Linked DNA regions of Homo sapiens: regions 2, 3, 4, 5 and 6 are each linked to region 1. Evidence: chromatin loops called from intact Hi-C (ENCODE). Cell type or tissue: OCI-LY7. All regions are shown on one strand. Region 1 overlaps IL16 (interleukin 16). Region 2 overlaps MESD (mesoderm development LRP chaperone). Region 3 overlaps ARNT2 (aryl hydrocarbon receptor nuclear translocator 2). Region 4 has its middle 22 kb from the start of CFAP161. Region 5 has its middle 28 kb from the start of CFAP161. Region 6 holds the start of MIR4514 (microRNA 4514).

Region 1 (4,000 bases):
AACTCAGAGAGGGCCACCTACTTGCGCTGAAGCAGCTGCTGGGAGCAGCTGTTCTTGCAGGGGCAGGTTTCCCCAGCCACTCTCTGGGCCCCGATGGACCAAAACCTCTCCCTTCTTCACCTTGTCTTTGTTCCTTTCCTCATCCCCTTTTAGGGATCTCACACCCTCAGAGATACCACTCCTCTTTTCTTCTCAAGCTACCCTGGCCAGTGGCTTCCTCTCTTCAGCCTATAAATAAGCTTAAGTCTTTCCCATCCTGAAAATAAAAGCAAACCCAACCCTGCTCCATCCTGTGTTTCCTTTGAACTACCACCAATCTTACCTTTTCCTCTAGGGGAATTTTTCACAAAAGCCTGTCCATTCACTCGAGCCTCACTTGGCCCTCAGGATACTAGGCAAACCCTGCCCCTCTCCTGGCCTCTAGAACGGAACTGCCCAACACATTAGCCACATGTAGTCTTGAGCACTTGAAATGTGACTTATTCAAACAGAATGTGCAGAAAGTATCAAAGACCCACTGGATTCAAAGACTAAGTGCAAGAAGAAAAGGATGTAAAATATCTCACTAATAATTTTACATATTATTTATATGTTGAAAGAACAATAGATATAACAGACCAAATAAAATATATTATTAAAATTAATCTCTCCTGTTTCTTTTCACTTTTTAAATGTGGCTACTAGAAAATTTTTTAATTACATAGGTGGCTGGCATTATATTTCATTTGGGAAGCACTGTTGTAGACAATGACAGGTTAAATCAGATCATCTGTGAAGGTTTTCCCAGCTGGATGTGGTAGGGTAGGGAGGTAGGGTAGAGTTCCCGGTTGGATGAAAGGAAGTCTGTGGTTTCCACAAAGTAGAGGAAGCCTGTCGCTTTGCATTTTTGCAGATATCCAAAGAATCAAGAGTTGTCTCCGTGTGTGTGTATCCCTGTGTGTGAGTGCCTGTGTAAGAGCCAGTCAGATAGGATCTCCCCTGCCCCTGTTCCTACTGGGTCTCGCCTGTTTGTGCTTGTCCTCGGAAACCTTTGTGTTTTCCTCCTTTCTCTCCTTGGTTGGGATTGAAAACACCGGGGCCTGGATCTGATGCAGCATTGTGGTTTCTGAGAGCTCAGCACACTGATTGACTTGCAGGAAATGCCTGTCAACTCTTGTTGCATTGAATGGAGGTAAAATGGAAGTGAGAGTCCCATCTGCACCCTGCAGTACAGACAGCATGCGTGGAGATCATGACAATGCTGCTCATGTCTTCCGCGGCCACCTCTCCCCACCACGCACCTGGCACAGGGTGTTAAGTGGTTTACAGTCACACTGGCCCCTGGCTAATGAGGGGCTGATATTGTTCTTAGTTGAACTTTGCATTTTGAGAGCACAAATGATTTCTTGCTGTTTTTCCTCTTCTGGTTTAGGTGTTAATCCCTATTGCACAAGAGAAATTGATTTTCCAATGACCAAGAAATCTGCAGCGCCCACGGACAGGCAGCCTTACTCTCTCTGCAGTAACAGGAAGTCCCTCTCTCAACAATTGGACTGTCCAGCAGGAAAGGCTGCGGTAAGAATGGAAGGAGGGAAACTCAGAGAAGAGTTTCTCCCGGGGAGAAGGGAGGGGCCCAACATTAACAGTGGCTGAAGAGGCCTTCCCAGTAGTTTTTTTGTCCGCAGAACTACAGAGGAGAGGGTCTCGCTTAGTAGCTGCAAGAAGGTACAACCATCTCTGGGCTGAGAACCGCATTAGAAATGGTCATCCATTGAGCGCCCCCTTGTGCCAGGCACTTGCAACTGCTGCCACGTGTGTGCTATTAAGAGCTAACATGTAGAGAACACGGCACGCGGGGGGACCCTGAACTATGGCTTTGCGTGGATCGCTTTATTTCATCTGCACATACTCCTAAGAGGTAGAAGAGGGAGCTACAGCTTGGGCAAGTTAAAGGATTTATGCACATTCACACTGTTGAGGAGAAACAGCTGGGACTTCAAGTCTGATCTTTATGACTCTGAAGCCTGTGCGAAAAGGCTTTTCACTCCTATAATCTAGTGACCTGCTTTACCAACATTGCCTCTAATTCTTAAAACAAGCTTAGAAAGGAATATGTTGTTAGTCCCATTTTATAGTAGGACACTGAGGCTTGGCAAAGTGAGTAGCTGGGTTTATGCATCTTAAAACCTATAGGACCAGAATTTAAACTGCCCTGTGTGCTCCTCAGTCCATGACCTTCCCACTACAGGTGTCAGCTTGCAGGCAGAGAGCTAAGCAGATATAAAGCACAGTGTACCCTACACACGTCCCACCAGCTTGCCTTTCAGCCCCAGCCAAAGCACGCTGTGCTGCACGCTGCCACTTTTGGTCACACAGCGCCCTCTGTCTGTAGCATCTCACCCCTCCTTCTCTGATCTCTATCTCTAGAAACTGCCCCAGCCTTCAAAAACCTTCCTAAGGTTCTCTTTTGCCTGGGAAAGCTCCTGATCTCTCCAAAGGCGTGGACTTCACATTTTCCCAAATGCCCATCAGGAAGCAACTGCACTCCTCTCACAGTGCTCACCCAGCCTGTCTTGTGAGTGTCATTTATGTTAGCATTTCATCTCACCAACTGACTCTCCCAAGGAGGGTCTCCACGGTCAAGCAATGTTTCCCTGCATAGTACATAATAGATGCTCAGTGAATTTCATCTCTCTCTTCCCTTCCTTTCCTTGAGTCAATGTGTTTTTCATTCCCAAACTGGGAGTGTGGTGTCCTAGTGTTAGAAGAAGGTGGCTTCCCTGGTGCCACCCTGAGCTGAGAACTTTCCCAGTCCCTGGTTTTCTGCACATCTGGGGTCATACAGGAGTACACTGGAGCCCTCCAATATCTGCAGCCAGCGCTGGGTCCCTGAGGATTGGGCTAGCGGGTACTTCCTGGGGGAAGCTGCTTCCTGTCTTTGCTGCCTCATGCACTAGGATCCAGGTCCTTGGGAACAGGAGGCCTACCTGGCCAGCAGGGATGGGCTAAAGATCAGCCAGTAGTAGCTGCCTGGGAGGCTGTGCTGAAGAGAATTGAGGGGTTACATTCCACCAGGAAGGAGTGCTTCAGGAGATTGGCAGTGTTTTGGGGACAGGAGTGGGAGACTCAGTTATTCCCTCTACTCAACTCCTCAAAGTTTAGGAGGCAATTAGACACTATGTTAGTTGGAGACAGAACCAATAAGAGATGTATAGATAGACACACATACACATACGCAGACACACATACACAGACACACACACACACACACACACACACAGAGAGAGCGAGAGACTGATCATAATGAATTGGTTGGTTTATGGGATTATGAAGGTAGGCAGGTTCCAAGATCTTTAGCATGAATTGACAAGCTGGAGACCCAGGGAAGCCTATGGTTTAGACCTAATTAGAGTCTAAAGGCCTGAGAACCAGGAGAGCCAATGGTGTGGTTCCCATCCAAAGGCCAGCAGGCTCAAGCCCAGGAAGGGCTGATTTTTCAGTTGGAATATAAAGACAGGAAAAAGGCTGATGTCCTAGTTCAAAGGCAGTCACGCACGAAGGATGCTTTCTAACTCAGGGGAGGTCTGTCTTTTCTCTATTCAGGACTTCAGCAGATTGGATGAGGCTCACCTGCATCAGGGCAGGTGATGTGCTTTGGCTACAGATTTCAATGCTCATCTCATTCCAAAGCACCCTCATAGACACACACAGAATAATGGTTGACTAAATATATGGGCACCCATGTGGCCCAGTCAAGTGGACACAGAAAATTAACCACCACGGATGTCCATGCGTGATTTCACATTGTCTTCATAACAGCCCTCCAAAGGAGGAGGAGAGGGAGTTATCAGAGGAAGGTTGTTTCTGGGAGAGAAGAAGAGAAAGTGGGATCCACAGTGGACGGGAAGGCCAGGGAGTGGCTTACAGGACCTGGGTATTTCCTGGGTGACTTTGGAGAGAGCGGCCCATCAGGTGTGGGCAACTGCAAGCCAACAAGAGAGAGGGTGATCCAGAGAAGAGC
Region 2 (4,000 bases), 290 kb before region 1:
ACAGGAAAAAGTTTGTGAGTTCCTTTCCCTTGTTCAGTGGTTAATGCATACTAAGTTGGTTTAATTTAAAAAAAAAAAAGAGGTTTAACAGTATAAGGGAAACCACCAGAAGTACAAAAGCCACAGTATCACCATCAAAACCAGAAAGCCTGAGGATGAAGAAGGAAAGATGTGTATATCTGATACAGGTTTCATAATTGATAGTCAAAAGATATCATCCAAATTTATTAGATCACTAGATATTAAAACAAACAAGACAAAAAGGAAGACAAATTCATTAAAAACAGGACATTTCTCCCAGCTATTTGGGAGGCTGTGGTGGGAAGATCAATTGAGCCGGTAGGTAGAGACTTCAGTGAGCCGTGATCCTACTGCACTCTAGTGAGGGCAACAGAGTGAGACCCTGTCTCAAAAACAAAAACAAATGACATTTCTCTTAAAAAATTTTTGTTTCGTTTTTTTGAGACAGAGTCTCATCCCGTCATCCAGGCTGGAGTGCAGTGGCCTGATCTTGGCTCACTGCAACCTCCGCCTCCCGGGTTCAAGCCATTCTCCTGCCTCAGCCACCTGAGTAGCTGGGATTACAGGCCCGCACCACCACACTCGGCTAATTTTTAGTAGAGACAGGGCTTCACCATGTTGGCCAGGCTGGTCTCAAACTCCTGACCTCAACTGATCCACCCACCTCGGCCTCCCAAAGTACTGGGATTACAGGCGTGAGCCACTGTACCCAGCCCAACATTTCTTTTGCTCATGAATCTGCAGACTGGGCAGACTGTTTCTCAGCTCAGCTTATGTTGGCTCCCCTCAGTGTCAACTAGGATTGCTTGAAGGCTGGGGCTGGAAATGTTTAAATCTTATCCACATGTCTGTGCCTGGGCTGGGAAGACTCATGCAGCTGGGGTTGGAGCAGGTGGGCCTCCTGGGTATCCCTCTCTCTACGTGAAACACTGTACGCAGCCTCTCCAGTATGGTGGCTTCAGGGTAGCCAATTAAGATATGGTTTTACAATCTATTAAACTGGTAAATGTGATGCCCAAGGCTGGCAAGGATAGATCTATTGTTGGCAAGGGTAAGCTGACTAAACCACTTGGGAGGGCAATTTGGCAATACACACCAAAATGTTAAATTCCGTTTGCTCTAATAATTCTACTGCTAGGAATTTACCTTTCAGATATAAACAAAAGTGTACCGAAATATTTTGTATGAAAATGTCCACTGCAGCACTGAATATACCAGCAAAAAATCTGAACACTCAAGTGTCCATCAGCAGGGACTATGCAGTGAAACAGTGGTTCAAACCTCACCATCACCCTGCTGATGTAGGACACCTTCAGCTATGGCCTGCACTACTGAAGCACCTCCCAGCTCACGGCTCACACCTGCTGGGGTCCTCTTCTGATCACTTCTCCTGTGCAACCAGTGCAACCTGGACTGCCTTTCACACCCACCCCATCACAATTAAGATCCACCAGGGCGTCCCAAACTCCTACCAAACTCCATGTGCTACGCTCCTCCAACCTGGGCCTGCACTGGGCCCCAGCCTCCCCGCTGGCCTTCCTGCTGCCTCTCCCTCTGCCACTTCTAGCCACAGGGTCTTAGCTCAGACTGTTTCCTCTGCCTGCCTTACTCTATTTCTCCTCTCCTCCTCTTGCCCTCAGAGAAGGCCTCTGGTTTTCTTAACCTGGTCAGGGAAGATTCTACCTCCCCCTACCCTGCCCCTTTCATACTTCTAACAGCTGCCATTTTACTTTGTACATTACTGACATTTGTCTTCCCCCACCGAATCATTGAGTTTTACGATAGCAGAGGCTGTATCTACACCGTCCTGGCACCTTGTAGTACCTAGTACATAACAGACACACAGAAACTACTGGGTGAAGTGGGGGCACACTGCACAGGAAACAATGAGACAGATCTGCACATTCTGACATGGGAAGGCTCCTAAGTGGAAACAGAAGGTACAGGGCGGAGTGAAAGCTTTGCTACCTTTTGCTTAATTAAAGCAATTATCTCATCAAAACAGCTGCTTTATACTGGGCCATTATGGCTATGCAGGACAGTAACCCCATCAAACTGCCCTGAGTACAACAGAAAAAGCCCACAGACAGGGCTTGGTTCAGCCACGGCATGATTCAGGGACTCGTTTATGCCACCAGGGTGTGGCGCTCTCTCCCCACTGTCAGACAGTTCTCTTCTCCAAGGGCGGGGCCTACAACAGCTCCCGCTCCAGGTTCAAGATGCAGGAGGAACAAGAAAAGCCTCTTTCAGGGCCTAGTACCCTAGTACGGTAGATCACACAGGCCTCACCCTGGAGAGGGCATGGCCTGGAGGGTGGGGGGACTGCAGGGCAAATGTCCCATCCAAAGCAGAGAACTGAGAATGCAGAGGGTGTGGTTCTTTCGAGGGAAATGTGAGCAGCTACCAAATTAAGGGGAAACAGATGCTGTGAGGCCAAAACAAACATACATCACCATAAGTACATTTACATAAGTAAATGTACTTTTTTTTGGTGGATGGGCAGGGAGGGGGATGTGGGGGCACAAATTGTTAACAGCAGCTTCCACTGGGACAAGCTACCACCGGCGGCAAGAGAGGGATACACTTTTCACTTTGTACCATTCTTTAACACTGACATTTTCTAACCATGTAATGTGCTACTTTTAATTTATTAAAATCACAATTGAGGGTTTTTCCCAAAGAATTTTAGTTCTTAGAAATGACATCTGTATATAAATGTTCTAACTCTTATTCACAGTAGGCTCTAACATGAACGGCAAAATCAGACATCAACAGTAGCACATCATGTTACTCTATACGAAAGCACAGATTTAGGCACTTTATCAAAGAAAAATGTTTAGAAACAAATGAGGTTATTGAGTCGTCTGTCACACTCTGCAAAGGACTCTGATTCCCTACTTAAATCCTTTAAAACTGTCACATTAAATGGAACATATAACCCCTCGACACCAGCAGTACTCTTTCCTAAATAAGGAAACAAAACAGAACCCCTAACTTTACAGACCACATAAAACCTGACAGACACCAAGAGTTCTCTTACTGATGAGTAAGATTCAAGTCAAAGAAATTCAAAACTACTTAGGATTTCAAGTGACATATTTTCTATTCTCCGCATTTCCTGCATAGATTTTGGATTTACACACCCTGGCTTCCTGGCTACAGACATCTGAGTTCACAAAGCATATTTTACCTTTAACATAATGAAAATGATGTATATGGCATGAAGAGTTTACTCAATTAAGTCAAGAGTTTTAAAGTCTTCTCTGATCAGAATTTGCTATCTGATCAGAGCAGGCCACCCAATCACAGCAGGTGCTTGGAGGGGAGTGGAATCTCAGTAGAGTTGATGACTCACCAAGTGTAAATGGGAAAAAGCAACACAGTCACATTTCCATGTAAGGAGATTTTATAGTAAACATGAATTTGTCAGTGTCCAGTATTAATTAGAAAACATCTGTCTTCTTACTTGAAGCCTATTAAGCAGTAATTCTTTGACCACAAACTGGTCATGTGGCAGACCCTTTCTAGAAGACACTAGAATGTCATCCGGTGTGCAGTTGCCTGAGACCACTCCCACCCCAGGAGCTGGGCAAAGAGCTCTCCACGTCCACCTGTCCCCCCACAGCGCGTCACTGCTGCCCCATCACAGGTCTTCTCTTTTATTCCCAGCTCGATTTTCTTCCTTGGAAGACCGAGATTTCAGATCTCCTTCCTTCTTTTTTTTGCCCTTGTCTTGCTTTGTTTTATTTTTCTCTTTGCTTCCTCCTCCTTTGCCGGGGTACACCTGGCCCTCCAGAGTTACATCAGCACACCTGTCTTGACCGACCAAAAAGTCCTTGATCTCCCAGGCGTAGCTCCCATCGCGAAGCATGAAGATAGCACGGTCTGATCCCACAATGAACCTTGGGCAGAGAGATGCAATCAGTCAGCCAGCACGTACTAGTAAGGTGCTAAGGGGTCAGAGCAATTCTCTGGCACT
Region 3 (4,000 bases), 810 kb before region 1:
TGCATCTGACGTTTTTACATGTTTTGCTGAAATTCTATGACTGAGGCCTCCGCTGTTCTAGAAGCTCATGATAATAGCTCCTTCAACCACAGCCTAAACACTTAACTAAGTACAAAGGAGACCCTGATGGAAGTCACTCACTCTCATCGAAATGCAGGTAACCCCATGGCAGGCCCCTGCTCCTGTGCCATGGCACGCATTTCCCACTGCCCTCCCTACTGATGGCATGGTGTTCTTCCACCTCCCTTTTCCATCTGAGAATGTGGGACATGGTGGAGAGACTCAGAGAGAGAGGGGAAAGAAGAGAGAGGAGGAATGGGGGTGGTGGAAGGGGGTAGTGGCATTGGCAAGGACCTTCCCACACCCCCATTCCTTGCCTAGGTCTTCCCACTCTGACCTGATTATTCTGATGGAGGGAAGTATCCCAAATTTCCAGGATAACCCCCCTTCCCACCCTAGTGTTCCAAAGCCAATTAGAACCAATGTCTTGCAGTTGGGATCCTCCAGGCCTCCCGCCGGGCCTAGCACTGTGGATCTTCATGGTTTAACTTTCTTCCCATTTCCCTGACAGCCTTCATCAGTAAGTGTCTTAGCGAGCTGCCTGCTCTCCCAGCATTTGGGACTCAAGGTGGAGGTTCCAAAGTCCCAGATTCTTTCAAAAGTGATTCCACATGCGTGGGAGAAATGAGCTGAAGCAAGTCACCTGGAATGCATGTTTGTAGTAACCTCCCTGATCTCAGTGACAGGGTGGTGAGGGGTGGGGGGCTTCACTGGGGCAAATTCAGTTGGGGGAAGCAGCAGTGGCTAGTTAGGGTTTGTGCCCATCTCAAAGCCAGCTTTTGATGGGTTGGAGGGTGGAGGCTGAGGGCAGGGATGTGTCAGTCCCTTTCCACTTGGAGTCCGATGCTGGGCTTCTAAAATAGCATCACTGAGGAAAAACTATTTTCAAGTTACTTATAGCCAATGGACTATTTTCAAGTTACTTGTAGCCATCTCCCTCTAAGGTAACCCTGGGAGCTGCTGGAATGTGGTCAAATTGCAGGTATATTTATGTAAGCAGCTGTTTCTCTTGGTGAACTTTTATGTGCTAGCATTGCTGCAGTCTGGGCTGGCCAGTCCAGGCTCTGAAGGAGGAGCATTTTCCAGCAGCCCTTGACACTTCACTTGTTGCAGAAGCTTTGGGTTGGCCCAGGATCACTCCTTTACTGTCACTGTGGGACCAGCCCTTTTATCTCACTAGAGCATAAGTGACTTCTGTTTAGAGGCTCGTATTTGATGAAGCATTATTATGATTACAGTCACCGTCAGGGAGCTTCACTTCACTCACAACTAACTGCAAGTTCAGAAATGCTTATCATGGCTTTCTGTCGAGGCAGGCATTCAGGCTCATCGACGGAAAAGTACAGTAAAATGCATTTTCAGCCCCCTTTTTGAAGACTCTTCTATCATCCATTCACTGTGTTGAATTAAAGTGAGTACAATAGGACTTAAAAGTCATATTTTGATTTCTCTCCTTTATTATCCAGATGCTGCTGTGTAATAGAGACACATACAAGATATAAAACAAAGGATGATTTACTTAGACTTATAGAAAAGAAATAGGCACAGCTTATGGTAGTCCTATGTAAAGTAGAGAATCCAAGATGGTGATAGCAGTCCAAAGCAGCAGCATCTTGGCAGGTGTGGCTCTAAAAGATCCTTTGTGTCCTCCAGGGTTGCATTGTTTTCCATGTTGCTGATGAGCCAGTGAGACTGTTTTCGGGTGGATTGAGTCATCCTGAGTATTTAAACATTTGTGTCCTGATTTACCTCCTGGTTCGCCTCCGAATTCCTAGAGCTGATGGCTGTACACATGCACAGGTGTGAGGCACAGGATCTGGGTCCCTAATTTTCCCAGACAAATGCTGGTTCCCAAGTTCCCGGCGGACTTCAGAAGACTCTGGCTCTGGAGCAAGGCCATCTCTTTCTCATACCCTCTGCTTGATTGAGCCACAGCTGACCTGGCCAGCGTGGTATTATTTACCATGGGGCTCACTTCCTTATCTGTCTGGTCCCACAAAGGGCTGGGTAAAGAACAGAACTCTTTGCAAAAACAAAAGTGACCAACCATCCTGGTGTGTCCAGGACTTTTCCAGTTTTAGCACTGAAGTCCTAGATCCCAGGTATCTCCACTCCTATACTGAGAAAATCAGGATGGTTGGTCACCCTAAACACCCCGAAGATCATGAAGGCTGAGGACAGAGGGCTGGCTTATAAATTGCATTTTGCAGGAGTACTGACAATCACACTCATACCAACTTGAGCTAAAAGGAATTTTAAAGATAACTGTATGTCTCACACCCACTTGTGGTTTTGTTAAATGCTTGCATGAGTTCTTTGGAATGTTGAAACTGCTATTTCTTTTTCTTAACGCTGAAATGTTTTTGACAGCACGCACGGGGTGTTAAATAACCTTCATGTGGACGGCAAAATCGCTCTTCCCCATGGTGAACACTAGGTGGCAGCGTGGTTCTGCGGCTCTGCAGAACACCGGGTGAATTTGGTTACAGCATTTTTGGTGCTTACCTTCGCGATGTAATTTTCCGAGAAAGGTGGGGTGATGGCTTAGTAATTATGCAGAATATTGATAGCTTTGATTCGTTTAGAAAGTCTTGCATTCAGCTCCCACTTGTCCACAACATCGGCAACTCTAAAGCTGCTGCCCGGTGCCTGGTTTCCCAAACTACCTTGCAGAGGTGTGTGTCTGTCTCTCTTAGTGGTGTCTGTAAGGCCCTTTAACTGTACTTTTTTTTTTTCTTATCACTGTTCTACCCCATCTCCTCTTCTTTTTGTGCGTAGGTATTTCTGTTATCATTACTGTCATCTTTTCCAGTTATGTAACTCCTTTTGTTCTTATACTGTTAGTATAACCCTTGTGTCCGAGAACCAGAGATTCCAAATTAGCAGGGGATCCCGTCAGGTCATTCCAAACAAAATAAGGCCAAGATTAGGACTTTGGCTACGCAGTACATAAAACAAAACAAAAACAAAAGATACTAATTTTAAGAAGAAAATACTTCTTTGCCTTACCTAATTCCAGTCCCTAGGTCCCTCAGTTTGCACCTAAACCCCTAGAGACTAGGATTTGTCTTGTTGGGAGCTTCTTGGGTGTGCCCATGCAAGGATGGCTCGCCCTGTGTAATCTGCCATTTCCTGGTAACCTGGGTGTCCTGTGCCTTCTCCAAGTCACTCATTAGCCACTGAAGCCCTGCCCTTAGAGCCTGAGGGTATGGGTCACCCTTACTGGGAGGCCAGCAGCTCTAGAATCTGTAGCAGTGGTCATTTAATACACACTCCATTCTGATACTGAGCTGTTCAGGCAAGGAGTTTCTCAAGCCAGGCTGCCAGGCAGGCTGGCCTTCCTTCTCCTTGAATTCCATGGGAACTGTGCCTCATCCAGTCCACCAGGACTACAAAGAACAAGATGGGGAATGCAGGGACTCTGAGACATTCTCTCCAAGGAGCTCCACTCACGTGGATGTCCAGGAAAGCTCAGACATCTGTATCATTTTTCATTTTGTTTCCCCAAGGACTCTGGGTACACTTGACACCAATTAAGTACCCCCTCTGCCCTAACATGTTTAGGAATTGTGTGAATTACCATTACAGAGACATGATTTTTTGAGAAGAGTTTGAGGTATTAGTTCAACAAATATCTATCAAGTCTTTTTGTCTTATGTTTACACTGAGAGGCCCAGTAAAGGGTGAATCTGAATAACTACTTGGTGAGTTTCCACAAGCACAGCTGATTTGAGTAGCTTGAGCCCCAAACAGCCATTTTCCCCTCAACAGCCATGTTTGTGGTCCTGGATTTAATAGGGCAAAGTCTTAAATGTCCTTTTCACTTTGACTCATCAAGACCAGCCACATTTTTAAGCAGTACAACCGGTAGTATTTCTCTTTCCCTTGTGATCCCTTCACCCTGAAAACTTCTGTTTTCAAAATCCCGTGAGCCTTTTTA
Region 4 (4,000 bases), 110 kb before region 1:
GGGCATGGGTTAGAGAGAGGCCAGGAAGAGAGAGACAGGACTCTATAGCTTGGTGGGTATAAGGCCAGGAGAGAAGGAGAAGGTGGACACTCAGATTTGGGGCACATGCCTCTCCCTGAGATTCAAACCCAGTAGGAAAAACAGGTGCACAGGAAAGGTGACAAGCAGTCATCTGGGAATGTCTGGTCCCTGAGTGGAGGTTGTTTTGGTGTGGATATAGCTGCAACCCACCTACAGTGCTGTCATCTGCTAGGCTGTTTGTCTCTATCACACTCACCTAAGTCTTGGGTAACTGATAGCAAATACAACTTTGGGATTGAAGAGCACCTTTAGCATCCTGCCAGCGGGAGCAAGGAAGAAACCAACGAGCCCAGTGGCTAGGGTTCTCCATGTCCTAGCTCCAAGAACTTCACCTTTGAGGGCTTCTGAGAGGACTGGATATGTTAGCTACGCAAAAGCAGGTGCCCACGTGTGAAAGGGCCTCTGTTGCTCCCCCTCCACCTTCCTATGAATTTAATATGTGTACATCCCAGTCAGTAAGTGAGTTCATCTTTATCACATTTGGTTCCATACCTGGAGGAGGACTCGACTCCTTTCCCATATACAGTAGACATTTTTGCATTCAACCAGATCCAGCAGACATCATTGACTATTTTATACCAGGTCTTGAGGTAGACACTGGGGATCCAGTGGGGAGTAAATGTGTTCCTACCTTTAAGGCTTCCACTGCAGAGAGGGTCAGAAGGGAGATGAGACATTGAAGGAGGTAGAGGGGTCAGAGTGTGGCAGTCTATATTAATATATGGAGCATTTGGGAGCCACCACATATTTTTGAGCAAGGGAGAGATAGGACAGGAAAGGAAGGTTAGTCTGGGAGTGAGGGGTATGAGGTAATTGAAGGAGGTCATTTGTGAGTCTGAAATTACAGTTGGTGAAAGCCCCCAAAGGCTTAAACCTGAGGAGAACAAAGCTGAAGTCTGATTAATGGGTTTTGGCAGATTTTTTTCCCCAATATCCCTTCAAAGGCAAAAAATAATAGAGACACTGTTTTTTCCATTAGTAAATACACTCAACGTCTCCTTATTTGTCTGTAGCTGTTTCAAAAGAAAATAGCTTTGTTTTTAAGAGCAACTGTGTAGGCCCCGGTGTAGCTCATGCCTGTACTCCTAGTACTTTGGGAATTTGAAATCAGTCTGTGCAACATAGAACCCATCTTTACAAAAAATTAAAAAAAATTAGCCAGGTGTGGCGGCACATGCCTGTAGTCCTAGCTACTTGGGAGGCTGAGGTGGGAGGATCACTTGTGCCCAGAAGTTAGAGGTTACAGTGAGCTATGGTAATGACACTGAACTCCACCTTGGGCAACAGAGCAAGATCCTGTCTCAAAAGAAAAAAAAAAAAAAGAACTACAACTATTTATAAGTATTTCTATATTTGATAATAATTCAATATAAATTCAGTTATCTTGAAGACTTGGCGTAAGGAGAGCCTGGCTAAATTACTGGGTTCAATTCCTATGGGGAGATGATGTCGCAGAGAAGTCAATTGGTTAATATATAAGGAACTCCTACAAATGCAAGATAAAACTGTAAACACCCCATTAGAAAAATAAGGCAAAGGCTTAAACTGGCAACTCTAAAAGAAGTAATTCGAGGATCCAATAAACATTTCAAAACATGTTCAAATGAAGACAGCAATGAGATACCATTTTCCTTTCATCTGATTGGATGGCAATGACAGAACCATAGAGTGTCAGAACCTACAAGGACCAGCTGATTTGGCTTCCCCGGTCATTTTACAGGTGAGGAAGATAGGCCCAGATAGGAGAAGGGACCCACCTAAACCCAGGGGTTAGACAGAGGCAAATTCTGAACAGATCCCCCTCTGGTGACAGTGTCTGCTGAGAAGTCGAGACTGATGAACCTTGAAGAGGTTTTGCAACCTGGAAGGAGGCCTGGTTTCTGTCCTGCCAATTTGATCTTGCAGTTTTCCAAAGTGGCCACGAGATGTCAATGTTAATAATGCTAACAAGTCAACACTTGCAGTTGCTCAAATATTGAGCTTATTGCAAAATACGAGGGGGTTTTCAGTTTTCAAAATGTACATTCTAAGAGGGGAAAAACCATAAAAACACTGTGGTCAGAGTATGAATTCAATGTTTTTTGACTTTATAAAGAAAACCGTGTATTAGGCACGTGTAAAACCTGAATAAAACAGCATTCCTAGGGTTTGCGACAAAGGAAGTTCAGGTTAGCCTACAGCCCCTTTGGGACTTTTTATAAACATTGCATCTGGAGCCTGGAGGTCCCTCCAAGAAATTGTACCCTAAACCCCAGGTCCAGGGGTCCTGCATGATGTGCCGAATAGTGATTTCAAAGCCCTCGCTGCTACTTACCATCCTCAGCTAAGCCACTTTGCCCTCGTGAAGCCTCAGTTTTCTCTATAGGATTACTAGCTCCCTCTCAGAGTTGTTTAGAAGATTAAATAGAACGAGACAACGTATTTGAGAGAAGCAGGAGGAGATCATGGTTCTGAGTGCTGGCTCTGGGATCAGACAACTCAGTGTGGACACTGTTCGCTTCCCAGCTGCATGTCTTTGGAAAGTCATTGCACCACTTTGGGCCTCCATTCCTTCATAGGTTAAAAAGAGGGCTAAAATATTACCCATCTCTCAGGCTTCCTGTGCAGATTAAGTGGAGTTGTGTGGTTAAGCACTGAGCATCCTGTCTAGAACTACGTCAATAAGAATAATAATTGTCAAGACTGCTTGGGTCTCTTGTATGTATCTCTGCCTTGCATTGCTGCATTCTAATTTTTAAATATTTGTCTCTCTTCCACTTAACTATGAGCCCCTCAAATACAGATGCTGTGGGTATACACATATGATTTTAATATCCGCATCCCCCATGTTCAGCCCAGGGCTTGGCTCATACTGCTAAATGCTAGTTCTTCCTTCTCCCTCATTTTACAGGTAAATGAAAGCTTGGAGAGGTGGACTGATTTGTCCAGTGGAGCACATGAGTTAGTACTTCCTCTCTTACAGCACTTGTCACTCTGAATTGTATGGTGTGTTTACCTCTGTCTACCATGCTTGACCATAAGCTCCCTGAGGGCAGGAAAACTTATCCCAAGTTATGTCTCCAGGGTTAAAATACCATCATTAGCATAGCTAACATTTATTGAGCACGTACTATGTGCCAGACACTCTTCTAAGCATTCTTTTTCATGCATTAACCAATGTAATTCTCACGTATAACCTGTAAGCCAGGTACCATCATTATCTGAGTTTTACTGGAGTAGAAACTGAGACATGGAGAGATTAACTTACCCAGTGTTGCACAGCTGGTAAGTAGGAGAGCCAGCCACTCTGAATCTGGGGCCAGAACACTTCACCCGTAACTTAACCTCTCAGGCAGAAATCCTTCATGAATTTTTGTTGGCTAGAATTGAATCAGTAAGATTGGAGATTGAGCAATACTGTAGTGTATCATGGGGAGTGACCCTAGGTGTGCCCTCAAGTTCCATGTTGAGACCTGCTTCAAATGTACCATCCAAAGGTGACAGGAAGAGCCATGTCTGCAGGGAGAACGTTCTGCAGAACCATGTCTGAGTGAGTGGGAGGGAAGGAGGCAAGGTGCCAGGGGAACTGCTCAGCTCAGGTACCATCCAGTCTTGGGGAGCAGGGAGCAGTGGTGAGGACTGTGGAGGAAGCCTGGGAGCTGGGCATCCCCCCATCCCTGCTATGAGTCTATGGTGGGACCGCAGTTGTTTGTGAAGGCATGGGTGAATCTGGAGGACATTAAGTGAAATAAGCCAGACACAGAAACATAAATACTGCATGATCTCACTCACATGTGGAATCTGAAAGAGTCAAACTCCCAGAAGCAGAGAGTAGAATGGTGGTTCCCAGGGACTGGGAGGTGAGGGAAATGGGAAGATATTGTTCAGAGGATACAAACTTTATACGATTAACAACTTCTAGGGATCTCATGTACAGATC
Region 5 (4,000 bases), 160 kb before region 1:
TTTTAGCCAACTTCAGTTTTCGCCTTCAATTTTCCCTCTAGTGCAGTGAAGCTGGGAAGAGACTAGAAAGCTGTGACAGTGAGCATGGGGCAGTAGGGACTGCTTCCTAGGCCTTACCCAGGTCGTCTGAACTGAACAGGAGCGGGCCAAAGTTCTGGCAGCTACTTTAAAGACAGCAAGTATTCCACAAGGAGCTGCAAGGAAGGTATCCTCTCCCATGAGTGGGACTTAGGCTGTGCCAAAGGGATATGGTATCCAAGGGAGTTACAAGGCATCCTTTTGATCTTATTTGGAAGGTTCTAGAAAGATTGCATTTGGATCTCACAGGCTGAGGAAATATATAAAAGAATTCTTTCCAAATATCTTATATCTAAGTCTTAAGTTATTCCAATCTGAAAGTGTGGAAAAATCATCCCAAATGCCACTAGTCAGAGGTTATTTCCAATCCCAATCTGGAAAACATTCTTCCAGGCATCCCTGTAGGCTTCTATACATGGGTATAAAATTTTACATAAATGGCACCTACTGTATATGATATTCTCTAGTTTGCTATTTATATGGCATGTTGGTTTTCTAGGGCTGCTGTAAGAAATTGCCACAAACTTGGTGGGTTAAAACAAGGGAAATATATTCTCCTATGGTTCTAGAGGCCAGAAACCTGTTACCAAGATTTTGGCAGGGTTGGTTCCTTCCGGTGACTCTGAGGGAGAATCTGTTCCATGCCTCTTCTGGCAGCTTCTGGCGATCCTTGATGTTCCCTGTCTTGTAGCTGTGTCACCTCAATTTTTTGTCTTTCTTTTCTTTTCCCTCCCTCCCTCCCTTCCTTTCTCCCCCATACCTTTCTCCCCCCTCCCCTCCCTCCCTCCCTCCCTCCCTTCCTTCCTCCCTCCCTTCCTTTTTTCCTCCCTCACTCCCCCTCCTCCTTTCTCCCCCACCCTCCCCCCTCTTTCTTTCTCTCTCTCTCTCCTTCCTCTTTCTCTTTCTTTCTTTTTCTTTTTTCCTTCCTTTCTTTTCCTTCCTTTCTTCCTTTCTTTCCTTTCCTTCTTCTTTTCTTCCCTCCTTCCCTCCTTCCTTCTTTTCCTCCTTCCCTCCTTCCTTCCTTCTTCCCTTCCTCCATTCTTCCCTCACTCCTTCTCTTCTTTCTTTTCTGAGACGGGGTCTCACTGTGTCACCCAGGCTGGAGTGCAGTGGCCCAATCACAGCTCACTGCAGCCTTGACCTGCCAGGCTCAAGCAATTCTCCCACCTCAGCTTCTGAGCCAAGCAGTCAGTGGCCACTGGAGAGGTTGGTTGGCAGAAGTGGAGGGATAGCAACTTATCTGAGACAAATAGAGGAGGGTTTCCTGCAATTCTGGGGAAACTGAGACCTGCCTATTGCAGCAGCTCATGACTAATGTATTAACACTTCCGGGCTGCTATGAGATCCAGATGGACAGGCATTTGAAGGCTGACGCAGGCAGAAGATTATTAAGTCCACGTGATGTGCAAACACAGGTTTTGGAGGATGGGTAGCTGTGTATTTCCAGTGAATAAAATTTATGATAATATGAGTGTTTGTACTGTACTACAGATGGTCCCAGGAGTGTGAAAAAGAAACTGAACAATTCACTGATGTGGCAGGTGCTTTCAAATATCCCCTTGTCTATCAGGCATTGTCGCTGGGGCTAAGGCTATGTCGATGAAACAAAAAGACCCCTGTCTTTATGGGGCTTACACTAGTCCAAGTTGCTCATTGCTAAGAAAAATTGCCCATAATAGGGATTTGCAGAGAAAATGCAAAGTGTCATGAGAACCAGGGAGTAGCAGACAGCTTAATCTGGGCTGGGGATGTTGCTGAGGGAGATGACTTCTAAGATGGTCTTGATAGATGAGTAGAAATCACACGGAGAAGAAGGGTCTTGAGAAAGTAAATTCAAATAGAGTTAAAAGCAAGGGCAAGAAAGACATAGTTTGGGGGAGTCTCAAGGATTTTGATATTTTTAGAACATAATGTGAAACAGGATTATTTGCAGGAGTGAAACCTAAGACTATTGCAAGTAGACAATAATTTAATAGGCTTCCGACATCAGACTGACGGGGTTTCACCGTGTTAACCAGGATGGTCTCGATCTCCTGACCTCATGATCCGCCTACCTCGGCCTCCCAAAGTGCTGGGATTACAGGCATGAGCCACCGTGCCCGGCTGGCTTTTAACCTCGGTGTTTATTACAGTGAGAGAAGATGTATCATTAGTTCCAGAAGCAAAGGTTTACAACTCCCTTTGGAATCAGAGACCCACTTGTAAACTGGAGTCTTCTGAACTGAGCCTGGAGAACACCTTGCTGTCACTGCATCATTTTTCTAGTCACAAATCAGAAGCTGTACCCACGAATTGCCACATGAGGGCACACTTGCCCAATTATGAAATTAAACACGCTCTTTCAAAGGTCAGGGAAGCCCTTGTCCTAAACATTTCTTCTGGATGAGACATTACTTTTGAGCATGAGAAACAGCCCAGTGTGGCTGTGTGGTGGCTCAAGCCTGTAATCCCAGGACTTTGGGAGGCCGAGGCGGGTGGATCACTTGAGCCCAGGAGTTCAAGACCAGCTTGAGCTACATAGCAAGACCCCATTTCTACAAAATATTTAAAAATTAGCCGGGCGTGATGGTGTGCACCTATAGTACTAGCTTCTCAGGAGGCTGAGGTGGGAGGATTGCTTGAGCCAAGGAGTGCAAGGCTACAGTGAGCTGTGATCACACTATGACACTCCAGCCTAAATACAGCAAGACCCTGTTTCAAACCAACCAAAACAAAAAACAAGCCCAATGCGACTATCTAAAACCTGCAAACATCTGCTGAATGAGGTGCCTGGAGGAATTTGAGCAGAAAACTGGTTCCCATTCTTGGTCTGCTGTCAGACTTTTCATAATAATAAGCAGTAGTATTTACCGAGTACTCACTGTGTCCTAGGTACTGTGCCAATGTGTCACACACGTCATCTTACATACATATCCACACTCATCATATAACGTGAGTGAGGTTATTTCTCCATTTTACAGATGAGGCAACTAAGTCATAGACTGTGATTCCACCCAAGGTTTACACAGCAGGTGAGTGCTTGGTTCTGCCATTTGGATTGAGAATATCTGACTCCAAAGCCTGTGATTTAAATTACAGAGGCTGGGCACAGTGGCTCATGCCTGTAATCCCACCACTTTGGGAGGCCGGGGTGGGCGGATCACCTGAGGTCGGGACTTTGAGACCAGCCTGGCCAACGTGGAGAAACCCCATCTCTCCTAAAAATACAAAATTAGCCAGGTGTAGTGGCGTGTGCCTGTAATCCCAGCTACTCAGGAGGCTGAGGCAGGAGAATTGCTTGAACCCAGGAGGCGGAGGTTGTGGCGAGCCGAGATCATGCCATTGCACTCCAGCCTGGGCAACAAGAGTGAAACTCAGTCTCAAATAAATAAAATAAAATAAAATAAATAAACAGAGCTGGTCATATAATATTGAATTATTTTCTAACCTCTTGTAACGGAAGTACCCAAATAAAACTGATGTGTATAAACATGGTCTGAGACCCACAAATGCTATGAACACATGAGGAAGGCTTTATTTTTCAATGTTTTCTTTCTCCTTTCCTCCCCTCTTATCACATTTTTTTTTTTTGATGGTGGGTTTTAGTTCTGACTCCCATGTTAACTTATGTTTTCCCATACTATCTCTGCACTTCCGTTTCCTCGTCTGTGAAACTGAGACACACCCTATCTTCTCCCATCAGCTTAAGGGAACCGGAGAAGCTGACGGTTTGGGGAAATGAGTCTGCCTTGATACCCTTCTGTGCACATTCATCCAGTATCTTTAAGTTCCTGGAAATGGTCTCTTTCTTAACTTTACCCTATTGTACTGTAAGTGAATAATTGCATTGCTTCCAAACCTTTTATAATTGCTGACTTTTAAATTGCAGAAAAATAGAAATGGACCCAAACAGATTCATTCTTGTTGCATTCTGAATCTTATA
Region 6 (4,000 bases), 270 kb before region 1:
GCTGTCTCTAAGCAGTGAGATTCCAAAATATTTTAACCTTTTCTCTGTATTTTCTATTTTTCTTCACATCTAACATACGTCAGTGGTGGTGTGTTGTTTTTGTTTGTTTGTTTTTTTGAGACAGGGTCTTGCTCTGTCACCCAGACTGGAGTGCAGCGGCCAGATATTGGCTCTCTGCAACCTCCACCTCTCAGGCTCAAGGGATCCTCCCGCCTCAGCCTCCCATACCACACCTGGCTAATTTTTGCATTTTTTTTTCTTTTTTGAGACAGAGTTGCACTGTGTAGCCCAGGCTGGAGTGCAGTGGTGCGATCTCAGCTCACTGCAACCTCTGCCTCCCGGGCCCCAGTTCAAGCAATTGTCCTGCCTCAGCCTCCTGAGTAGCTGGGATTACAGGCACATGCCACCATGTCCGGCTAATTTTTGTATTTTTAGTAGAGACAGGGGTTTCACCATGTTGGCCAGGCTGGTCTTGAACTCCTAACCTCGTGATCCACCCGCCTTGGCCTCCCAAAGTGCATTTTTTTTTTTTTAAAGGATGGGTTTTCACCATGTTGCCCAAGCTGGTCTAGAACTTTTGGGCACAAGTGATCCATCCACCTCGCCCTGCCAGAGTGCTGGAATTATAGGCGGGAACTGCCGCGCCTGGCCCACTTGTGCTTTAAAAGGAGAGACACACATAAACACACTGCTGCTTACAAAATGTGAATTGATACCCTTCTTTCCACCAATATGTAAGGGTGAAAAGTCTAATTTCAATGGAAATTATCAGAATAATACATGTAATTCAAATTATCTACAATAGTGCAATGGCCTTGAAAATTTGGGGATGAGATCTGAATCTCTGAAGAAGGCAGGACTTTTATCTGTGTCATCTGAAAAAATTACATGTACTTTGCAGCACAGATATATGCAGTTATGTTCAGAAAATTCAGTCTGTTTCCAAAGAATCACCTCCCTGGACTATCTCAAACAAGCTGTAAGAAAAATGAGGTGAACACACTTGCTAAGCAAACAGGCCTCAGGCCTCCCCTTCAATCTTAAGAGTTGTGAGCTGTTAGGTCATGACCAGACCTAGACTGTACCCCTGCTGTTGTTTCATGAATATCCATGACTTTCTGTCCGTTACTGAATAAAAGTTGTGAGCAGCCAGAGTTTGGTTCAATAAAAGGGCACCTTTCTTGCACAGAGACTTAACAGATAAAATAATTCATTAACTTATTAATGCCATAAACACTGAATACATTAAATGTGGGGGAAAGATGCATAGATCAAGTCCCTGCCCTTACAGAGATGATAGGGTTGTGGAGAGAGTTACACCAACAGTTACAAGTACTTGACGCCACTCTGAAGCTGAGCAGGCATCATAGTAGCTACAAGGGGGGGAAGAAATACCTGGGTCTGTCTGAAAGATCAGGGAACCTCCTTGTGAGGCACCAATACATCTAATCACTCTGTAGTTACTGACTACTAGGCACCATGAGAGATGTCAAAACTTGGTCAGGCATGATTAGTGTTAAGACCAGGGTGCCTGAAACTTAGCACTTGTTTTTTCTCTTCTTCAGGATGCTGGAAAATAGAAAATACATCCAAAGATGGCTGGCCAGTAAATGAATGGGGTACAGAATTTATTAATCTGTGCAAGCAAACTTTGCCTCCATGGAGGGTGCTCTGGTAAACTAATGCAGAAAATTCCAGCTCTCCTAGACTTCAGGACCTGCATGCTCAGGTGTGCCTGCCAAGGTATAACTGGTCCAGCACACAGGGCTCCCTCACACACCCAGCTGCAGGTGAACAGAGAGAAAGCATGGAGGGAGGAAGGGAGGGTGGAAAGTGGGGCTGGGGAGGAAATGGGAGTGATGTGTGAGGTACTGCCCAGGTGTTCTTACTGGATGGGAACAAAATATGCCAGAGAGCAAGAGGACATGCCAGGTAAGGAGAGCGAGGTGTTAGACAGTGATCTTGCTCCCTGGTGAACCAGGGGCTGTTGTCATGCATCACCTATGACAATGAAGGAATCTGGGGAAAAGAAGGAGAGATATAAATTCCTCTCTTTTACAACAGATAGTGAAAGGGAAATAATGCATATGTATAAGAAAGATAGCCTGAGATGTAATTGGCCCATCTGTGTGCACAAAAGCAAAACAGAGGGACATTGCTCCAAAGGGAAAAATAATTAGGGCAGAGAATGCCTCTTACTGACCAACAGGTGGCACTACAGACCAAACACAGCATGGTTGTTGGTCTGTAAAGTGTGGGGTAGTGTGAAAGTTGGGTATCAAAACCCAGAGTGGCCAGACAGGCTCACACCTGTAATCTCAGCACTTTGGGAGGCTAAGGTGAGAGGACCACTTGAGGCCAAGGGTGTGAGACCAGTCTGGATATCAAAGTGAGACTGTGTCTCTGAGACTTTCTCGCTACTAAATAAATAAATAAATAAATTTTTGATAGAATGAAAAGATCCGGAGTGCTTACAATGGAATACCGTTCACCCATAAAAAAGAAGGGAAATTCCCATGTATGCTATAATATCAATGAATCTTAAAGACATTATGTTAAGGCTGGGCACGTGGCTCATGCCTGTAATCCCAGCACTTTGGGAGGCCAAGGCAGGCGCATCACGAGGTCAGGAGATCGAGACCATCCTGGCTAACACAGTGAAACCCCGTCTCTACTAAAAATACAAAAAAAAATTAGCTGCGTGTGGTGGTGGGTGCCTGCAGTCCCAGCTACTCGGGAGGCTGAGGCAGGAGAATGGCATGAACCCGAGAGGCGGAGCTTGCAGTGAGCCGAGATCGCGCCACTGTGCTCTAGCCTGGGAGACAGAGCCGGACCTCGTCTCAAAAAAAAAAAAAAAAAAAAAAAAGATATTATGTTAAGTGAAATAAGCCAGGCACAAAATAACAAATATTGTATGGTTCCACTAACATGAGGTACCTAGGGTAGTCAAATTCATAGAGAAAGTAGAATGGTGGTTGCCAGGGACTGGAGGAAGGGGGAGTGGGGAGCAGTTACTTAATGGGTATGGAGTTTCAGTTGGGCAAGATTAAACATTTCTGGAGATAGAGGATGGTGATGGTTGCACGATAATGTACTTAACAATGGGTAAGATGATATTATGCTATTTTACCACGATTTAAAACATAAAAACAAAACAGAATGCCCATAATGTTCTCTTATACCAAGTGGTGGATGCACCTTCTAAAACAGGCAAGAGACGAGGTAAAAGATGTTTCCCCAATCCTGCCTGTCTCAACCTGTCAGTTCCTCTTGTCCTGCCCAAATCCTCAGTTCTCTCTTTGCAACTTGTTCACTTACTTTTCATCAGATGCCTATTTCAGTGTAGGCCTTGAGCCAGTATTGAGAATGCATTCTCTAGGGGCCAGGCCATTTACCAGCTCCCTCTCATCCACTCCATTTACCTTCCCTCAGCCAATCCTCAGTCCACACATTTTCCGCTTTCTTCTCTCACTCAACATCCATTAAAAAAAAAAATACTTAGTCCATTTGAGCTGCTATAACAAAATACCTTAGACTGGGTAATTTATAACTAATAGAAATTTATTGCTCACAGCTCTAGAGCTGGGAAGTAGAAGATCAAGGCCCCAGCAGGGGCCCATTCCTCATAGATGATGCGTCCTCTATGTTGCTGCATCCTCCCATGATGAAAGGGCAAAAGAGGTGAACAACTCTCTCACACCTCTTTTATAAGGCCACTAACCCCATTCAAGAGGGCTCCACCTCATGACTTAACCATCTCCCAAAGGCTCACCTTGTAATACTGTGACACTGGTGATTAAGTTTTAACATATGAATTTGGGGGTCAGATCACAGCAAATACTTTTGATTTATATTTATTTTAATTTTGAGAGGGTTAGAAGGGGTAATAGGTGGAGTTTTCTAAAGAAAAAGCCATTGCTTGAGTGACTCTAAGGGCAGACACCAACAAGCCATCCTCTAATTAGACTAAAAATATGCAACAGCAACAGACAACCCTCAA

The links. Hi-C counts contacts between places; a loop is a spot of excess contacts. Peaks named below come from ENCODE experiments on the same cell type or tissue, not always from the same donor. Only the 100,000 strongest peaks of a DNase experiment are listed, where the experiment ranks them.
Region 2: a loop joins it to region 1, with 7 times the contacts of the local background. A loop is called at or near these places in 65 of 110 quality-filtered maps.
Region 3: it touches region 1 in a loop (6-fold over the local background); 22 of 110 quality-filtered maps call a loop at or near these places.
Region 4: it touches region 1 in a loop (10-fold over the local background); 101 of 110 quality-filtered maps call a loop at or near these places.
Region 5: it touches region 1 in a loop (8-fold over the local background); 107 of 110 quality-filtered maps call a loop at or near these places.
Region 6: it touches region 1 in a loop (6-fold over the local background); 45 of 110 quality-filtered maps call a loop at or near these places.

What each region holds. Positions count from the first base shown.
Region 1 is chr15:81,264,248-81,268,247 of GRCh38, forward strand. IL16 (interleukin 16) reads left to right here. Exons shown (of 19, transcript NM_172217.5): 4 at 1,412-1,554. Among named protein-coding and RNA genes, the nearest start is that of STARD5, 58 kb to the right of the region's middle. RefSeq lists an enhancer at 1,052-1,121. In OCI-LY7, CTCF peaks have their summits at 1,736 (motif pointing left), 1,935 and 2,376; DNase peaks (open chromatin) are centred at 1,214, 1,764 and 2,334; H3K4me3 peaks cover 1,379 bases; H3K27ac peaks cover 930 bases.
Region 2 is chr15:80,975,555-80,979,554 of GRCh38, forward strand. MESD (mesoderm development LRP chaperone) reads right to left here. Exons shown (of 3, transcript NM_015154.3): 3 at 198-3,923. The coding sequence ends at 3,665. Among named protein-coding and RNA genes, the nearest start is that of MESD, 12 kb to the right of the region's middle. RefSeq lists silencers at 2,014-2,308, 3,174-3,468. In OCI-LY7, CTCF peaks have their summits at 2,167 and 2,366; DNase peaks (open chromatin) are centred at 2,187 and 3,877; H3K27ac peaks cover 1,095 bases.
Region 3 is chr15:80,453,494-80,457,493 of GRCh38, forward strand. The region is part of intron 2 of ARNT2 (aryl hydrocarbon receptor nuclear translocator 2); the gene reads left to right. Among named protein-coding and RNA genes, the nearest start is that of ARNT2, 51 kb to the left of the region's middle. In OCI-LY7, CTCF peaks have their summits at 2,475 (motif pointing right) and 2,682; a DNase peak (open chromatin) is centred at 2,488.
Region 4 is chr15:81,153,816-81,157,815 of GRCh38, forward strand. No RefSeq gene overlaps it. Among named protein-coding and RNA genes, the nearest start is that of CFAP161, 22 kb to the left of the region's middle. In OCI-LY7, CTCF peaks have their summits at 2,001 (motif pointing right) and 2,211; a DNase peak (open chromatin) is centred at 1,986.
Region 5 is chr15:81,104,287-81,108,286 of GRCh38, forward strand. It overlaps a transcript of CFAP161 not described here. Among named protein-coding and RNA genes, the nearest start is that of CFAP161, 28 kb to the right of the region's middle. In OCI-LY7, a CTCF peak has its summit at 2,384 (motif pointing right); a DNase peak (open chromatin) is centred at 2,385.
Region 6 is chr15:80,994,217-80,998,216 of GRCh38, forward strand. It overlaps MIR4514 (microRNA 4514), which reads right to left and starts at 3,257; the gene lies at 3,201-3,257. RefSeq lists an enhancer at 3,340-3,841. In OCI-LY7, CTCF peaks have their summits at 2,194 (motif pointing right) and 2,394; a DNase peak (open chromatin) is centred at 2,215.